Regions from separate parts of the Homo sapiens genome. Here region 2 is linked to region 1. A link is a loop called in an ENCODE intact Hi-C map of the cell type or tissue named here. Cell type or tissue: natural killer cell. All regions are shown on one strand. Links, peaks and the distances in the headings refer to the core of each region. The heading gives the core; the rest is flanking DNA. Region 1 has its middle 16 kb from the start of ACSL6. Region 2 has its middle 25 kb from the start of CSF2.

Region 1 (8,332 bases), core at 135-8,134:
AGGATGCTGCTCCTGGAAGTCCTCGGTAGGGGTTGTTTCTTCTCATGGACCACACTAAGGTGGGTTTGGCAGATGGGCAGGACAGCAGCAGTCACAGATCATCTACTTACTCCCTGTGCTCCAGCTCCTTGTTTGACCCCCAGTCCAGCCCTGCTCTATCTTCTAGAGCTGGTTATGGTGATCCTCCCTAAAATGGAGTGCTGATAGTCTTTGGGGTTTCATGTGGCTCCTAAGTCAGCCATGGATAGATCTTGCCCTGATCTGTGCAGCTAATCATGTGGCTTCTTTCCCAGGTGTGGATGGGCCACTGGGCTGGAGTTCGGTGGCATGAGTGAAGAAATGACACAGCTCAGAAGGAGATGAATGCTTCCAAACTTTATCATGACACACGTGATGACTTGGCACCAGCTTATGGGGCTTCTCCCAGCCCAGGCACCATCAGCCTCCAAGGATGGCCCAGAACTTTAGGATCCTGTTCCTGCTCTCTTCTTCCAGGCCATCACCTCTGTGTCCCAGCTCTCCCCTTCCATGACTTTTACCCACACACATCCCATACAACACAGCCTCAGGATGGTCCAGCACTCGTGCCACTCTCCCTGCCATGCTGGCCATTGGGCCTCTACTCTCCCTCATCCTTTTATTTCCATTCCTGTCCAGCCCCAACTCTCTGATGCCCATGCCCCCAACTTCCTATCAATCACTTTTGTCAGTGCCCTGGGTTTTCCGTCTGTGCTGATGCCCCCGTGAATGGGGCTTAATCTTCCACTCCATTGTCCCCAGCCCGGGACCAGCCTGGGCTGCTGAGAAGAGGTGGGCATGGGTAGTTATAGCAGGGTGGGCTGTGTGCTCTGACAGAAAGACTCCAAGGGGTTTGGAGGCATAGGGCACAGGGGCTCCTAGCCCAGGGCTGCTCTGAGTCCAAGTTCAACACAGAACAGAGAAGAAAATGACTGTCCTGTGGCCTGGATGTTCCTTTTGGACCACAGCTGTGAACCACATGGGCACTAGCTCCAGCCATGATAGACTCTTACTTGAGTCCATTTTTACCGCCAAATATCGCACCTTTTCTCTTCCATTCACAGCAAAATTCCCTGATGGAGCCATCTACACTCACTATTCCTACTTCTCCACCTCATGGCCTGTCCTCCAAGACGTGACTTGTCAAGGTCACTAACACCACCATGTTGCCAAATCCAGGGTCCACGTCTTTGTTCTCATCTTGCTTTTTTGCCGGGCAGCCTTCCACTCAGCTGCAGGGAAACAGCTTCCTGAGTGTTTTCTTCTCTTGCTTCCATGACAGCACACACCCCAGGCTTTCCTGCCACCTCTCCAGATGCTCCTTTGTTCTCTCCTTTGCTGCTTCTCCTCAGGAGCTGTCCTGCCTCTAAGTGCTGGAATGCTCTGGGGCTGAGTCCTCAGAGCACAATTTACACATGCTTCTCGGTCCCCTCTCCCAGCCTCACAGGTGCAAGTACTGTCTACCTGCCAATGACAACTAAATTCTTATTTCCCACCCTGAGCTCTCTCTGGAGCTTCAGACTCCTATATCCACCTTTCCTCTTGGTAACTCACACCGGATATCAAGTGGTCTCTCCAGTGAACTACAGCCCTATGGACATCGGTGCAGATGCGCTTTCCTGGCATCCTTCCCACACTTCCTGCTCTGGTACGCAGATACTCCTAGTGTGAAAGCAACTGGTAGAACCCTGCATCATTGCCAAAGTGATTGGTCGTCTAAATTAAACAAAAGTTCAGGACTTTTGTTTAATGGCTTGACAGCAGAAACTTCTGCTGGTGGATGTCAGGACTGGAACCAGTGCAGCCATTTTGCCTTATTGAGGGATGCCAGACAGAGGACAAACCAACTGATGGAGAAGCGCTGAGCCAGCCATGCCAGAACCTGTACCACCTCTGGGCTTTTCAGTCACTGGAGTCTATGCAGTCCAACTGCAATCCTCCAGTTCACCCTTGCCTCTATCTTCTCATACCTCACATCCCGCCCACCTGTCAGCAGCTCCTTCCAGCTCTGTTTTAACGACAAATGCAGAGTCCATGGGTGACTGGCTGCTCTGCAGCTGCCCCCAGCTACCTGCCCTGCCATGGCAGGTGCCTCACTGGTCACCCCACTCCTACTCTTGTCTCCCTGCTTCCCACTCCACCACAGCAGCCAGGCTCATCTTTGAAAAACCTAAATGAGATCATGTCACTAGCCTGCCTGAAACTCTCCAACTTGGAAGAGAATCCAGAGTACTTATCAGGTCCACAAAGCCACGAGCGATCCAGCCCTGTCTACCTTTCTGGCTTATCCTCTCCATGGCCCCCACCCACTCATACTGGCCTCCTCTTCCTCGGAAACTCCCTGGTCACTCCCACCGCAGGCTCTGTCCCTGTTCCACTGCACCCAAGTTCTTCCTATGCCATTCAGGTCTGAGTTCAGATGTCCTCTCCTCAGGGAGGCCTGGCCTGTGGCCCAATCTCATGGCGCCCACCCAAACTCTGTCGCAGTCCCTTGATGGATGAATACCACTTATCACTATGGGACATTACCTTGTGTGTGCATGTGTTCACTTTTTAATTGTCTGTCTCTCTCCCTCCCTTGGTAACTCCTTGTTGGCAGGCCCAGCCCTGTTCCTTACTATGTCCTAGGTCCTAGCATTGCATTTGGACAGAATGTGAATTCCAGCAATGTTCGTGGCCATCATAGAAGCAGAAGGTGGTTGTGGCCTCGCTGGTGTGGGACTTTCTGCCCCACTGCACTGGAAGCCAGAGTTTTCCTCCAGGCCTCTGGGCAGAATAGAGGTGCAGATGCAGAGGGTTCAGGGGAGAATCTGTGAGGCTTTCAGAGACTGTGGCTCCAGAGAGTAGTTCACACCAGTTCCCAGATGTTCTATGGAAAAAGCATCAGAGAAAAGGGGCCTGAGAAACCTCTGTGGCTGCAGGCATGGGAAGCCCCAACTCAGAGAGGCCCTGGGGCAGGGTGTGTGTGGGGAGATCTCAAGTCATCCTGAGGCCTTTGGTCATACATTCCACATCTGCTGGGGTCTGGAGTTCCTGATGCCATAGTGACCACCCTGACCACTATGGGGTGGGTGATACCATCTGGGACAAAGTGGGCCATGGCAGGCCTCAGGTCAGACCTGGGACTCTGCTGGACCAAGGCTACTCAGGTCTGGGCTGGGGGCGGTGGGGCTGCTGTACACATTTCCTGGCACACGCTTCCTTTCTCCCATTTGATGAGCAAATGTTGTCATTGGCGCCTTGGCCACAGTTTCCTGCCTTCTTCTGAGATCAGAAGCCATAGTCACAGTCTCAGTGACTGCCCCACAAGGCTGGTCTTGGCTGAGAGTCAGCCAGACTACTTTAGAGACAGGGCCAGGCATGTGACGTCAGCCCACGCTCCCCCACCCCCACCCCAGCCCTTCCCAAGGTGGGCACTCTGTGATTCAGGGGACACATTCAGTGGCAGCCAGTTGGATGTCTTGGGGAGGGTCAGCTCTGGCCCTGGATGGACAGGATAGCTCTGGGTAGACCTGCACTCACCACAGGTATGATGAGCACCCTTCGGGCTCTGGGGAACCCCACTGAACCCGTGGCCAAGGGTACAGATGTAGGTACTGGGGGCCATCTGTGGACCAACATCCCTGGACTGTGATCTTCACCCAAGCTCTCCACAACCCAGGCTGGACATGCCTCATGCACACAGCCCTGCCCTCCTGAAGCCATGATTGGCCTGTGGCTTTCTGCAGAGCCACTCTCTCTTTCACTTTTCATGCTGCTTCCTCTGCCTGAATACCTTTCCCCACTGTCTTCACTCATGGGACACTCCTCCTGGAAGCCCTCCATAAACTCCCTGCCATCAGGGAGGGCACCCCTCTATGCTCTCAAAGGCCCTGGACAGTGTAGTTCTCTTTCTTTTCTTTTTTTTTTTTTGAAATAGGGTCTCACTCTGTAGCCCAGGCTGGAGTGCAGTGGTGCAATCTCGGCTGTCTGCAACCTCCCCCTCCCGGGTCCAAGCAATTCTCCAGCCTCAGCCTCCCGAGTAGCTGGGACCACAGGCATGTGCCACTACACCCGGCTAATTTTTGTATTTTTTGTAGAGACAGGGTTTCACCATGTTGCCCAGGCTGATCTTGAACTCCTGAGCTCAAAGTGATCCGCCCGCCTCAGCCTCCCAAAGTGCTGGGACTACAGGCATGAGTTGCCATGCCTGGCCAACAGTGTAGTTCCCAATGAGGCTGCAAATGATCTCCCCAAGTGCTGCCTTGACTACTTTATTTAACATTGCTATCCCTCCTTCTTCTTCTTTCAAGTATCTTTGGTTCCCTTATTCTGCTCTACTTTTTTCCAAAGCATTTATCAGCTTCTAACATCCCATACATTTTCTTACTAAAATCACATGTAGTATTAGTATTGTCTCTCTTTCTCCTTGCTGAACTTTACAAGGACAGGGATCTTTGGCTGTTTTCTTTACTTATACATCTTAAGCACTTAGAACAGTGTCTGGCAACTAGGAGGCGGTCAATAAATATTAGTGGAATTAATGAACCATAGCTGTCTCTTTACTTGTTGTTAAGCTTCAAGGGTAGGGCCTAAAGATGAGCCACCTCTGTGTACTCAGCACTCAGTGCAGGATTGTGGGCAGAGCAGGCATCTGTAAACTAAAGCCCTTGGCCTGCCATTCAAGGCTCCTATCATCTACAACCAAGCTTTCTTTCTAGCCTCATTCAGCAGAGTACAGCGGGAAGAAGTTCTGGCTAAACAGTTGGCCAGCTGCTTTGCCCTGTTCACTGTGGCTCACTCCAGGCTGCCCACTCTGCCAACACCTTTATCACTACATGAATGGGACAGGCTCTGCTAAAATCTCCTGCCAATGATCAGTGGTCACTTGTACCTGGGAGTGAATAATTCTAACATCTGAGCATGAGTGGGCATCAGTATGAGTTGTGTGTGACCATGGATACTGCTCTGGGGACACTCAGAAATAATTGAGGGATGGTGGAGGGGCATGGACGTGTGTGGGTCAGAGCAATTCCTGTAATGTTCCTATTGCTATAATTACATTTGAAGAGGGGTGAGTTACAGAATACAAATCAATGGGGGAAAGGATCAATTCTTCACTAATAGTGATGGGGAAAATGGCTTTTTAGGAACAAAACAAACAAAACAAAAGCTGGTTGAGATCCCTGCCTCATGCTTAATCACAACAAAATTAATTCCAGCTTGATTAAAAGCTAAATTAAAAAAAAAAAGCCCAACAACTAGAAGAAAAGTTTAAATACTTATCCTCTCATTGAATGGTAGAAGAGTTTCTAAATAAAAATCAATGAAAGAATTTATCCAGGAGAAATCAATGTATGTGTCCATATAATGAATGCCTGTTCATGAATGATTGCAGCTTTAGGTGTAGCGGCCCTAAATTGGAAACATCCCAAATTTCCACCAACAGAAAAATGGATAAACAAATTGAGGTATAGCCATACAATGAAATACTACTCAGCAACAAGAAAGAATGAACTTTACTTTTTTTTTTTTTTTTCTGAGATGCAGTTTCATTCTGTCACCCAGGCTGGAGTGCAGAGGCATGATCTCGACTCATTGCAACCTCTGCCTCCTGGGTTTAAGTGATTCTCCTGCCTCAGTTTCCTGAGTAGCTGGGACTACAGGCATACACCACAACACCTGGCTAATTTTTTATATTTTTTTGTAGAGACAGGGTTTCACTATGTTGCCCAGGCTGGTCTTGAACTCCTGGGCTCAAACAAGCCACCCACCTTGGCCTCCCAAAGGGCTAGGATTACAGGTGTTAGCCACTGCACCTGGCCTAGGTATGTCTTATATATAATAATATAGATAGATACGTGTACAACTCAGTGAATTTTTGCATATGCGTATATACTTGTGTAAGCAACACTCAATCAGGATCTAGAACATTTTCAGTACTCCAGAGGTTTCCCTCATACTCCCTCTTACTCAATATCCTCCCAAAAGAAACCAGAGAAAGGCCAAAAGGCTAGTAGATGTGCTCATATAAATTTCACTTTTATGTGTGAAAATCATCATGAATTATATTAACAAGTAAGTATCAGGCTGGAGAAAATATTTTCCACAAATATGACAAAACATTTCTCACCTTAATATGTGAGAAGCTCTTCTAAGAAAAACTCTTGAGGCCTCAATGGAAAAATGGGCAAAGCAAAGGAAAAGGGAAAAGGAAAGGAAAAGGAAAAAGGGAAAGGAAAGGAAAGGAAAAGAAGGAAAAAAGGGAGAGAGGGAGGGAAGAAGAGAAAGAAGAAGGAAGGAAGAAAAGAAGATATTCAATCACTTTTAGTCAACTAGCATTTATGATGGGACTACTGTCTAGGCATTGACTAGATGCTGGGATTATAAGAGGAAATAAGGCACAGTGCTCACAGTGCCATGAGAAAGATAAGCAAATGACAATTAAACGAGAAGGATAAAGTCTACAATCCACCTGGTAAGCACAGGTGCTATCTGAGCCCAGAGCAGTTATCTGACCCAGACATGGAGGTTTCCTGGAGGGAGCAGTGTCTGAGCTATGGTTTGAAGAGAAAGAGGTGGTACGAAGGCAGGAGAGGAGGAGGCCAGCATTCCAGAGTGAAAGAAAAACTTGCGTAAAGGCCTGGGAAGGAGAGAAAGGAGCATGAGTTGTTCAGGCCGGGTGAACCCAGGGTTCAGGGGCACAGGAGTGATGGGAGATAAGGCTGGAGGAAAAAGGGGCCATGACCTTGGACACAAGGCCATAGAGAAACTGAAGAATTTTGAGAAGCAGGGGAGTGAGATGCCTGGAGTTAAATTTAAGAAGACCACATCTGGCTCTGGGTGGGAGAGAGATTGACAGAGCAGGACTGGAGGGCAGGATTCTAGTGAGAAGCCTGTAGTAGACAATGAGTAAGAAGCCATGGGGTTGGGGGCAGGGGACAGGGCCAGGAAGAGTCTTCCCAACAGGATTGAGAGAGTGCTTGAAGGTAGAGGTGAGGTGAGCAGGTGATGTGAGGGTGAGGCGCAGGGGAGGTGAGGATGACCATGTGGCTTGAGTTTCTGGGTGGATGATGGTGGTAGTCACTGGGTGAGAAATGCTTTGGGAAGAGAGGGCTCAACTAGAGAAAGATGATCCAGCTTAGAATGTGGTAAGCTGGAGGTCGGGCACAACCCAGGGGAGACACTGGCCTAGAGGTGTCATGGAGCTGTGGAATGCTGGCTGTCCTGGTCTAAGTGGTAGAGTTCTAAGACTGTTTTGGAGTCAGACAGAGGCAGAGGAATAAGTTACAAAGTCTAGAAGGAGCTGTCAGGAGGATAACCAGAAAAACCAATAAGGCTGCTGCTGCAACAGGTTAAGGATTCTGAAACCATTTAGTGAAATCCCTGGAGTAGATACTCACTGAAATTGAACCCTCATGTGCTTCAACTATAGCAAGGACCTTAAGCAGTGCTCCTTTCAAAGCAGCCTCCTTGGGTAGTGGGCTCACAGCCCACACTGGAGGAGTGAAAAAGGAAATATGAGAGTAGGAGAGAACAGGATTTCTACCCAAACTCCTATCCCCCTCATTGTTGCTTGTGGTCCCTGGGCTCTGCTCCTTATAACTTTCCTTAGTTCCCAAGAAGTCAAAGAAAAATCGTAAGATGACAATTACATTAAAGGAAAATGTTAGGGGATATTACCCAGTTGTAATTTCCTGGTAAATTGTTATCCACAAGGCTTCCCCAATTCCCATGGAATGTGATGTATCTGAGACTTCCAGGGAGGGGTCAGAAACAGAAAAAACAAAACAAAACAAAACAAAACAAAAAAAACTTTTGAGTTTCAAAAGCCCAAACTCTTAAGGAATTTGGGACACAGGGAATGAATGCAAAATGATTTTGAGCTAGGCCTCTAGCCCAACTAGACAAAGGTTCCCTAGACTGGTAGGAGGGAGTATTTGGGGCGATGCCAGCCAGAGGGAAAGCGAAGGTCCCTAGGAAAAGTCCTGTCCCTCCCCCTTCTTGGCCAGAAGGATTTAAAGGATCTCGGTGTGGAAGGGTACCCTCTTCTCAGGTGGAGCTAGAGGTGGGTGAGACCACACAGTGGCCAATCTAGGTTGCTGGGCCAGAGACTCTCACAGAGATTACTGTGAACCTCCAGCTTGGCCCAGGAGCAACAGGATGGCTAGGGGCAACAGAGCCATCCAACCTCTTCCCCTCATGGCGGGGTGTCTGTGACCTGAGAGAGGGTCAGATGGAAGAAGCCTGGGTGAGGAATGAGGGAAGATTTTGCAATGACATATGAAAACCAACATCTGAAGGCCCTCATTGATTCATGATTACGTGGTTTGTT
Region 2 (8,332 bases), core at 286-8,285, 71 kb after region 1:
ACCCTTGTTGGAGGGTGCAGACCTTGATTTGGCCTTTAGACCGCAAGTTTGAGACCTGTAGGGTAGCCAAAGAGAGAAGTACCAAGCCCCAAGGAACTTGGAAACCTAGAAGATGGGCAGAGGAGGAGGCAGCTGTGTAAGAGGCTTGTAAGAACTGGTCACAGAGGAGAAAGAGAAACAGGAGCGGTGGCATCAAAGAAGCCATGAAAAACATAGAAGTCAGAAAATACCAATCCTGGAGGAAGCAGGTTGGTGTGGGGAAGTGACATTTGTTGGCAGGGGCCTCGGGGCAGGCCTGTGGAGGATAGGGAAATGGAACAGTCCTGGCAGTTCAGGTGGCTGGGGGCTGGGACCTTTGGACAGGCTGTATATTAAGCAGGTTTCACGCGACGCCTCCCCTTCTGAGCATTCCCCATGGCCTCGCTAGTGCAGGATGGACAGGAACTGTACTCAGGTCCAGGTGACAGCTCATGCCTGGATTTTCCCAAGGGGGCGGATCCAACCAGTCCACCAGTCCGTTCTGGCAGCTTTAAGCTCCTCTCAGACAGGGTGACATCCAACTGTTTCAAGGGCTTTCCAGTGGGCTGCACTTGTTCTGTCCCACAGGATCTATAGGGAAACCCCAGCTCTGGGCAAACAGACCCCCACCCCCTGACTAAGGCCTCCAGAATCTGGGCCAGAGGCCAGGGTGGGGCAAGACACTGAGTCAGGACAGCGGTTTTCTGGCTTCCTTAGTTTGTGTCCACAGACATCCTCACTATCCTAGGAGATGACCCCAGCAGGAATGGGGAGCTGAAGCCTGAAGAGTCACTGAAATGATTTACATAATTTCCTTAATGCTCACCACGATCATGTGAGAGAGAGAACATGACCCGTTTCACAGACGCATCACTGAAGCTGTGAGCAGAGAAACGACTTGTCTGCCAGACAGTGGCAGATACAACACTTAAACCAAAGTCTCTGAGTCTCCTCAGGTGCCCTTTCATCACTCTTCCTGCTACTTGGCATCAACCAGCCGGGATGAGACACTGAAAGGGATGCCAGGTCTTTGTTATGTTGCATCCAAATGCTAGCTAGCCCCTGCCAGCCCATCCACCACACCCGGGCTGCCTCTCATATCTAGTATCTCAGCCCTCCAGACCCTCACTCCTCCTTGAGACTCTAGCCCCCAGTCCCCAGTTCCTCCCAGACTTCCCAGACTCTTCACAATCACCAGTGTGGAGGAATCCATTGTACCAATGAAGAGTCTAAAACACAGAGAAGCACAGGGAGCCAGGTGCAGAGAGCACATGGATATGACACTTGCCCTATGGCAGCTGCCCTAGTGTCCATGAATGGCAGAGAAGTGGGACAGTAGCCCTGCGTCTTAACCACCACAGTGAGGACAAGGGTGAGGCTGCTGGGGCAGTCCCAGCTCCAGGGCCTTTGGAGGGGATCTCCTCTCCTTGCTCTCCACAGGAAGCATGTGGTGCTGGCCAGCCAGCCACAGAGGTCTGGGCATCCCCAGGGAGCAGCACAGAGGTGCCCGGCAGCCCCCACCTCTCCACCCTTCAGCCCTCTTCCCACCTCTATCACGCTGGCAGCCACACTTCTTATCTCCAGGACTTGGCTTCCTGTTGCTTTTAAAGAGACCCGTGGCCTACTGGCTGGCATCCACTAGGCCAAGAGGCCTTGCCCCGTAACTCCTGGGGTTATGGCAGGCTCATGCCTTGCTCGCCACAAGGAGAGGCTCTCCTCTCCACTCAGCACTCAAGTCAGCCTGAGGACTGCTTGACAGCCCAGTGACTGGCAATGTGAGCTCTTCTTAAGAATGGATTCATTCATTCATTCATTCATTCATTCAATAAATACTTTTTGAGTACCAATTTACCATGTTATCAGGCACTGTCCTGGGCATTAGGGCCATGCGGGACAAATTGTCTGCCCTCTTGATGCTTACAAGGTAGTAAAGAAGACAGTAAAGCAGTAAACAAAAGAATGCTCAAGATAATGTCAGTGGAGATAATAAAATAAAATACAGAGTGGAATAACAGGCATTGGAGACTTCAAAAGATGGGAGGGAGTGAGGGTTGAAAAATTACCTATTGGGTACGATGTTCACTATTCAGGTGATGGCTACACTGAAAGCCCAGACTTCACCACTACATAATATATCCATGTAACAAAACCACACTTGTGCCCTTTAAACCTATTTTTAAAATAAAAATAAAATAAATAGAATATGTGATGATGGCATGGAAGATTTTAGATGGTCAATGGGAGCCTTTCTGAGAAGGTGACATTTGGCTGAGACCTGACTGACAAGAAGGAGCTGGATTTATGTTTTTAAAGGATCCCTCAGGCTACTGTGCTGGCCAAAAGTCAGTAAGGGGATCAGTGAGAAGGTTTTTATATTTGCTTCGCCAGAGTTGATGGCCTGAACTGGAGAGTGAGGGTAAAAAGGGGGAGAAGTGGTCAAAGAAGGGCTCACAAAGGAATAGAGGACAGAGGCTGGGGCACAGGAGGCTGCCTGGGTTCAGTGCTCAAGGTCTTGGCAGGTGGAGGCTTTTCAACACCTCTACCTCTGCTCCTCAGTTGGCCTAGGTACTTGGAGGCCCCTGTCAAATGCCCTGGGACAGGGCCAGAAGTATCCAGAAGGAAGAGGGAACAGACAGCAAGGGAGCCCTGGGGCCAGGTCTAGCTGGGCTCTGTTCTCACTTGCAGGGAACTCTGACTCTAATCATAAAAAGAACTGAACTTGACATGCAGCAAGTGCCCTTCAACCTGGTGCTCTTGCATCTTGAACTGACAGAACTTTGACAGGTGGACGCCACAGCAGTTGCTTGTTGACTGCCTGGCACTCAGCACCTTGACCTGGTCATAATCCAAGCTGATGCCCAGATGATGCCCACTGAAGTTGTAGCTCATTGGTCATAAGGTGTCCAAGCTGGAATCCTCCTGGTCTGTAGCAGCTTTTGAGCTCCTGGCCATGGGGAGAGCAGAGAGCAATGTTTGAACAGTGGTAGTGGTAGAGCCGAGGGAAGGCGGCTGCCAGGAGGAGAGAGAGTCAATTGTCATCAGAGGTCCACTAGTCATCTCCTGCTCACCACCAAAGAGAGCTCTCCTCTCCACTCAGCATCCAAGCCACAAAGATATCAAAGCAGAGGGCTGGGGATGCCAAGGTGAAGGGGGCAGAAATGGAAGCAAGGACAATTGAAGCATAAATGGGAATACCAGGGAAGAGTCAAGGGCCTTGTGTGAGCATTCAGTGTTGGGGCAGAAATTATCCATTAAAGTCACTCCAATCAGCAAATCTCAGTGGTGTGGGGCAGGGTGGATGTCTGTGACACATCCAGTAATATACCCCCTCACAGTTTGGTACCCGGTAGTGGGACCCCAATGGTCAGAGAGTATGAGAATTATGCCATTTTCAAACTGGGCTGCCCTGGACTCTAAGAATGAGCCCAGGAAAATGTTGAATCAGGATGATACTAGGCTTCCAATATAGAAAACATCATGGCTGAAAGGCAGGTACTCAAATGTTTTGCTTCTGCACAATTTTATAGCTTTCTTGAGAGACCATTTGGGAACTTGGCCTGTCTCTTGAACTGTTTTACAGGCTAATGAAGCCAGTGTATCTGAGATTCACATGCAAATGTCCACACTGGCAGGTGCCATGAATCAAATCTCCAGGATTTAAACAGAATAAAGATGAGATTCCTGTTCTCATATATGCCAGTTCTACAGGAGGCCTGCAAGTAGAACTTCTGGACCTAGAGATTTTGTTATCCTGAAGCTGTCAAAGATGTCTCATGTTTACCTGAGCCCTCACTCACCACCAACCAGTGTATAGAGCAGGGGTGTCCAATCTTTTGGCTTCCCCAGGCCCCAATGGAAGAAGAATTGTCTTGGGCCACACATAAAATACACTAATGATAGCTGATGAGCTTAAAAGAAAAAAGTCTCATAATATTTTAAGAAAGTTTATGAATTTGTGTTGGGCCACATTCAAAGCTGTCCTGGGCCGCATGTGGCCCACAGGCCGTGGATTGGACAAGCTTGAGAGGGATACTACAAACCTCAAGTTGTTCTTACGTTTCTACCCAGAGAGAAGGCTTTCTCAGACAGTGATCAAATGACTAAGCATGTGCACGGCTCTGGGTCTGAGCAGTCACCAACCTCAGCTGAAGAGGGAAGTTTGGGCACTTCTAAGGAATCTGTTTTGCTAGGCCTCACTATCTCATGCACCCTGACTTGGGCTGTCCATCATGGTGTCAGCACAGTCAGGTGGCCCCTCAGATAAAGCAATGTAACCACTGAAAACAGTTAATCACACAGGTACCACACAAATCTTACCGGACATTTCAGAGACATCTTTACAAACTAGCCTATTGTCCTAAGAATGATTTAAGTTTACTGTTAAAAATTCAAACAAGTAAAGAGCATCCCATATCCAAAGATGGCCCTTGGGTAGCATCCTTCCAGGTACCTGGATTTTCTCATCCATAAAGTCAAGTATATCCAATTATTCCCTGTATGAAAATGCTTCTACTATACAGACTATAACCTTTTTTGTTTTGTTCATTTAAAAATTGTAATGTGCCACATGCCAACAATATTATTCAGAATCAAATGATTCAAATAGCTAAGATAAAGTTGTGACCTAATGTTAAGTCAGCCTACTGTCTTTTATAACAAAAGTGTAGTTTTGGAGAAAATCCTTCCTTTCTTGAACTACTGACAATGATTAACATTTATTAACAATGGTTAACCTTTCTCAAGCATTTACTAAGTTCTAGGCACAGTGGTACTAAGCATTTTTGCATATACTCATTCACTTAATTCATATAACAAGCCTCTCTGAACCTTTGTTCTTCATCTATAAAATGGGAATAATAGTACCTACCTCACAGGTAAGTAATTTTTCAACAGTCCCATAACAACCTGGGGGTGGGGGGACAAGGAGTGATATGGATGTCGGTGTGTGTCTGTAGAACCAAACTGTTCTGCTGAAGAGATCATGCCTCTTGCTCATGTGACACCAGCAGAGTGACTGATATGGAAACGGTGAGCACATAGATGGAGGCTGTCTGGGCGCCACAGTGCCCCGATGCAGAAACTCATCATCACATCAGTGTGTCAACATCACCGAGAAACCTTTGACAAATCTAAAGACCCTGTTAGCAACAGTGAAAGTTTCCTGAAGAGTGAGAAAACCACAGGGAGGAGGCTGTCTTGGCATCTGATTGGCACATTACTTCTACAGAAAGGCAATTAGTCAAATTGGTTTGGGGACCCCAGCTGTTCATGCTTCACCACCTCTTTGAGAAAGAAAAAGGGAAAGTGACATTTACTAAGAGCTTGCTAGTACTAAGACCTTTCATATATTATCATATTTAACCCTCACTACAGCCTGTGAAGTATAATTATCCCATTTTATGTGTGCTAAAGTGAACTCCTAATCTTCCCCTTCATGCCTGCCCCACATATAGTCTTCTTGTCTCAGTTGAGGTCAAATCCTTCTTTCCAGCTGCTCAGAGAAAAACCCTTGGAGTCATCCTTAACTCTGATCTCTCTCTCATACTCAACATCTAAGCCATCAGCAAATGCTGATGATTCTTCTTCCAAAACAGGTCCAGAATCCAACATTTCTCATTTCTCCCCACTTCCACTGAATCCATGATGATTCCAGCCACTATTATCTTCTAGAATATACTTCAGTGGAAGCCTAGCTAATTTCCCTGCTTCTACCTGTTCCCTGCTCTATAATCTATTCTCAACTCAGCAGCCAGAGTGATCCTGTTATGCTCTAGTCAGATCATAGCCCTCTGTTCAAAACCCTCTTGGAGTTCTGTGTTTTACCACAGAAAAGCCATAGTTCCCACAGTGGCCTGCAAGGTCCGCATCATCTTCCCCTTTATCTTTCCATCACTTTCTTTTCCCCTGTGACCCTCTCTGCTCACTCATTCTGCTCCAGCCACACTTGCCTCCATGTTGCTCCTTGAACACACCAGCCTCAGAGCCTTTGCGCTGGCTCTTCCCTGTGCCTAAAAGGGGCTAACGCCTTCAACACCTTCAAGTCTTTGCTCAGATGTTATTTTCTCAGAGATCTGCCATGTCCATACTGTTTAAGATTGCAGCCCCTTCTACCACCACTCCAAGCACTGCTTATCTTGCTCTGTTTTTTCCCATAGCACTTACCACTTTCTAACTTGTTAACAGCTTTGTTGCTTATTTTGTACCTCCCATGCCATGATACACATTTCTGAAGGCGGAACACTTACCTATTTCCTCTACTGATCACTCCCAAGTACCTAAACTAGTACCTGGCACATGGAAGCTACTCAGGAATTTATGTTGAGTGAATGAGTGAGTGAGTGCATGAGTAAATGAATGAATTTGACAGGGGCAAATTCAAAGTTACCAAACTGTCCAAGGTCTGGCAACTAGCAGGAAGGAGGAAGTGGCAGGAACTGGAGTCAGGTGTCTCCCACTCCAGAGGTCCGGCTATTTGCACCAAATACCTCTCAGGAAGAGTGAGGCGGAGGATCCAAAAGCAATGTGACTGCGGAACTTTTGCCTAAGTGACAGTCAGTGGATTCTTTTGGGGTTGGTGCCCATTCAGGGCTAGTCCTTCCTCCAGCTGCACCTGCATCTTCAGCTGGATTCAACACACGGTGGCCCGCCTGAGCACTGGCCTTGAGTCACCCAGAAAGGTATCAGTTGTGGTCAGCACTGATGATTAAGGTGATTGGGGAAGTATGAGAAACCCCTGAAAAGAATGTCTAACGAAGAAGGTTTCACTAATGTCTGGAGTTTGCCCATCTGTGTTATTTAAGAGGCATTCCCCCATGAACTCAGACTTCCACTTTTCTGAGGGCAGAGTAGTCACCTCACCTATACCCAGTTGTCCTCTCAATTTCTTGTCTGTAGTTTGTACGCAAACCATCATTCACCTGCCAAACCTTCCTCTAAACCTGCCCTGAATGCAACGCCTGCTCATTTGCCACTCCCACCTCCTCATGTGTGGCAAGGCATCCTCTTCCTGAATTGTCTATCCTGAGATGACGGTTACACCCTGAGAAGACGGTCTAAGGCTTTGAGGCTGAGTTATTTCTCAGCCCCCTCTGACCCACATCAATATCGGGTACCTGGGGAGGGTAGGTGGGTGATTACCTACTTCTGTGACTTCACGGGCATGAAAAGGGCCCTTAAAGACTTCCAAACATTTGGGTCATTGGGCCAATCCCTGGCTCCTCCAGAATCAAGGCAGCATGCAGGCCTTTGGAAAAAGAGGGATTACTTTCAAATAAACAAACAAACAAACAAATAATTAGAAACAACAAACATTCCTAATGCCACCTAAATGCCACCAACTGACAAGCAAAGCATGCGACTGCCCCCATGGCTTTGGTGGCAGGGCCCAGGGGCAGGCTCTCCTCGCTCCTCAGCCTGGCAGCGCTCCGCCAATTCCAACAGCAGGTACGCTCCTCAGAGGCACCAGTCGAGCCCAGGAGCTGGGGTGAGACACTCTAGGAGTTTGGGAGAAGGGGCTCACCAGGTGAGATTCCCACAGAGAGATGGGCTGCAACTAATTCTCCCTTTCTAAGGGAAGCCCACCCTGGGAATCCAGGTGTGAATGCCACACAGGCTGACACAGTCCTGTCTTTCTAAAGGCAAGGAGCTCTGAGTCCTGTGTGGTTTCCTGAAGGTGCTTCATGAACTACTTCCATTAATAAACTCTTTCATCTTAAATTTTTAAAATGAAATGAAACTGTCCTAGAAAGTTACAGACTGAGTCCCTCACCATTATTGATACCTTGGAGTACATGGGTCTTCCCTTGAGTAGATTTTCTGGGAGCTATTCTACCCACGTCCGTTTGTTGAGATCTTACAGGATTTCTTGCCCCAGTTAAATCTCCTGGGGTAGGCAAAGTGCTCAAGAAGTTGGAATGGGGCTGTGGGGTTCCACAAACAAGGGAAGCACCCAGAGGGCCCAACATCAGTACTCAGGGCCTCCTTGGCTTCTGGCCTGCAGCTGGGGAGGCAGGGCTGCAGTGCTGGAGGGGCATCTCTGTCAGCCTCCTGCAGCACAGGGGCCAGGGTCTGGGGGCAGCAATCACTTTGGTGACTAATAACCTAATCATGGAAAATTACAACTTCCTGAGCTAGGTATATCAGAGGTGGCCACAAAACTCTTTATGATGTGGCCAAAAATTCCTCCTACCACCACAGCCCTTGAAAATAGGTCAAAGACACCTTCTATGGAACTCTCAAAACAGGGCTTAGCTCACACCATCTACCTCCGTCATTGTGCTGCAAACACTGGAGCTTTTGTGAGAATGCTCTCCTC

What was found. Peaks named below come from ENCODE experiments on the same cell type or tissue, not always from the same donor. Only the 100,000 strongest peaks of a DNase experiment are listed, where the experiment ranks them.
Region 2: a loop joins it to region 1, with 5 times the contacts of the local background. A loop is called at or near these places in 2 of 110 quality-filtered maps.

The regions. Positions count from the first base shown.
Region 1 is chr5:132,023,596-132,031,927 of GRCh38, forward strand. No RefSeq gene overlaps it. Among named protein-coding and RNA genes, the nearest start is that of ACSL6, 16 kb to the left of the region's middle. RefSeq lists silencers at 1,247-1,447, 3,746-3,795, 6,723-6,902. In natural killer cell, for the core only: no CTCF peak of the experiment used is centred there; a DNase peak (open chromatin) is centred at 3,286; H3K27ac peaks cover 1,413 bases.
Region 2 is chr5:132,094,150-132,102,481 of GRCh38, forward strand. No RefSeq gene overlaps it. Among named protein-coding and RNA genes, the nearest start is that of CSF2, 25 kb to the left of the region's middle. RefSeq lists enhancers at 1-1,198, 4,027-4,321. In natural killer cell, for the core only: no CTCF peak of the experiment used is centred there; DNase peaks (open chromatin) are centred at 1,532, 5,152 and 8,262; H3K27ac peaks cover 1,929 bases.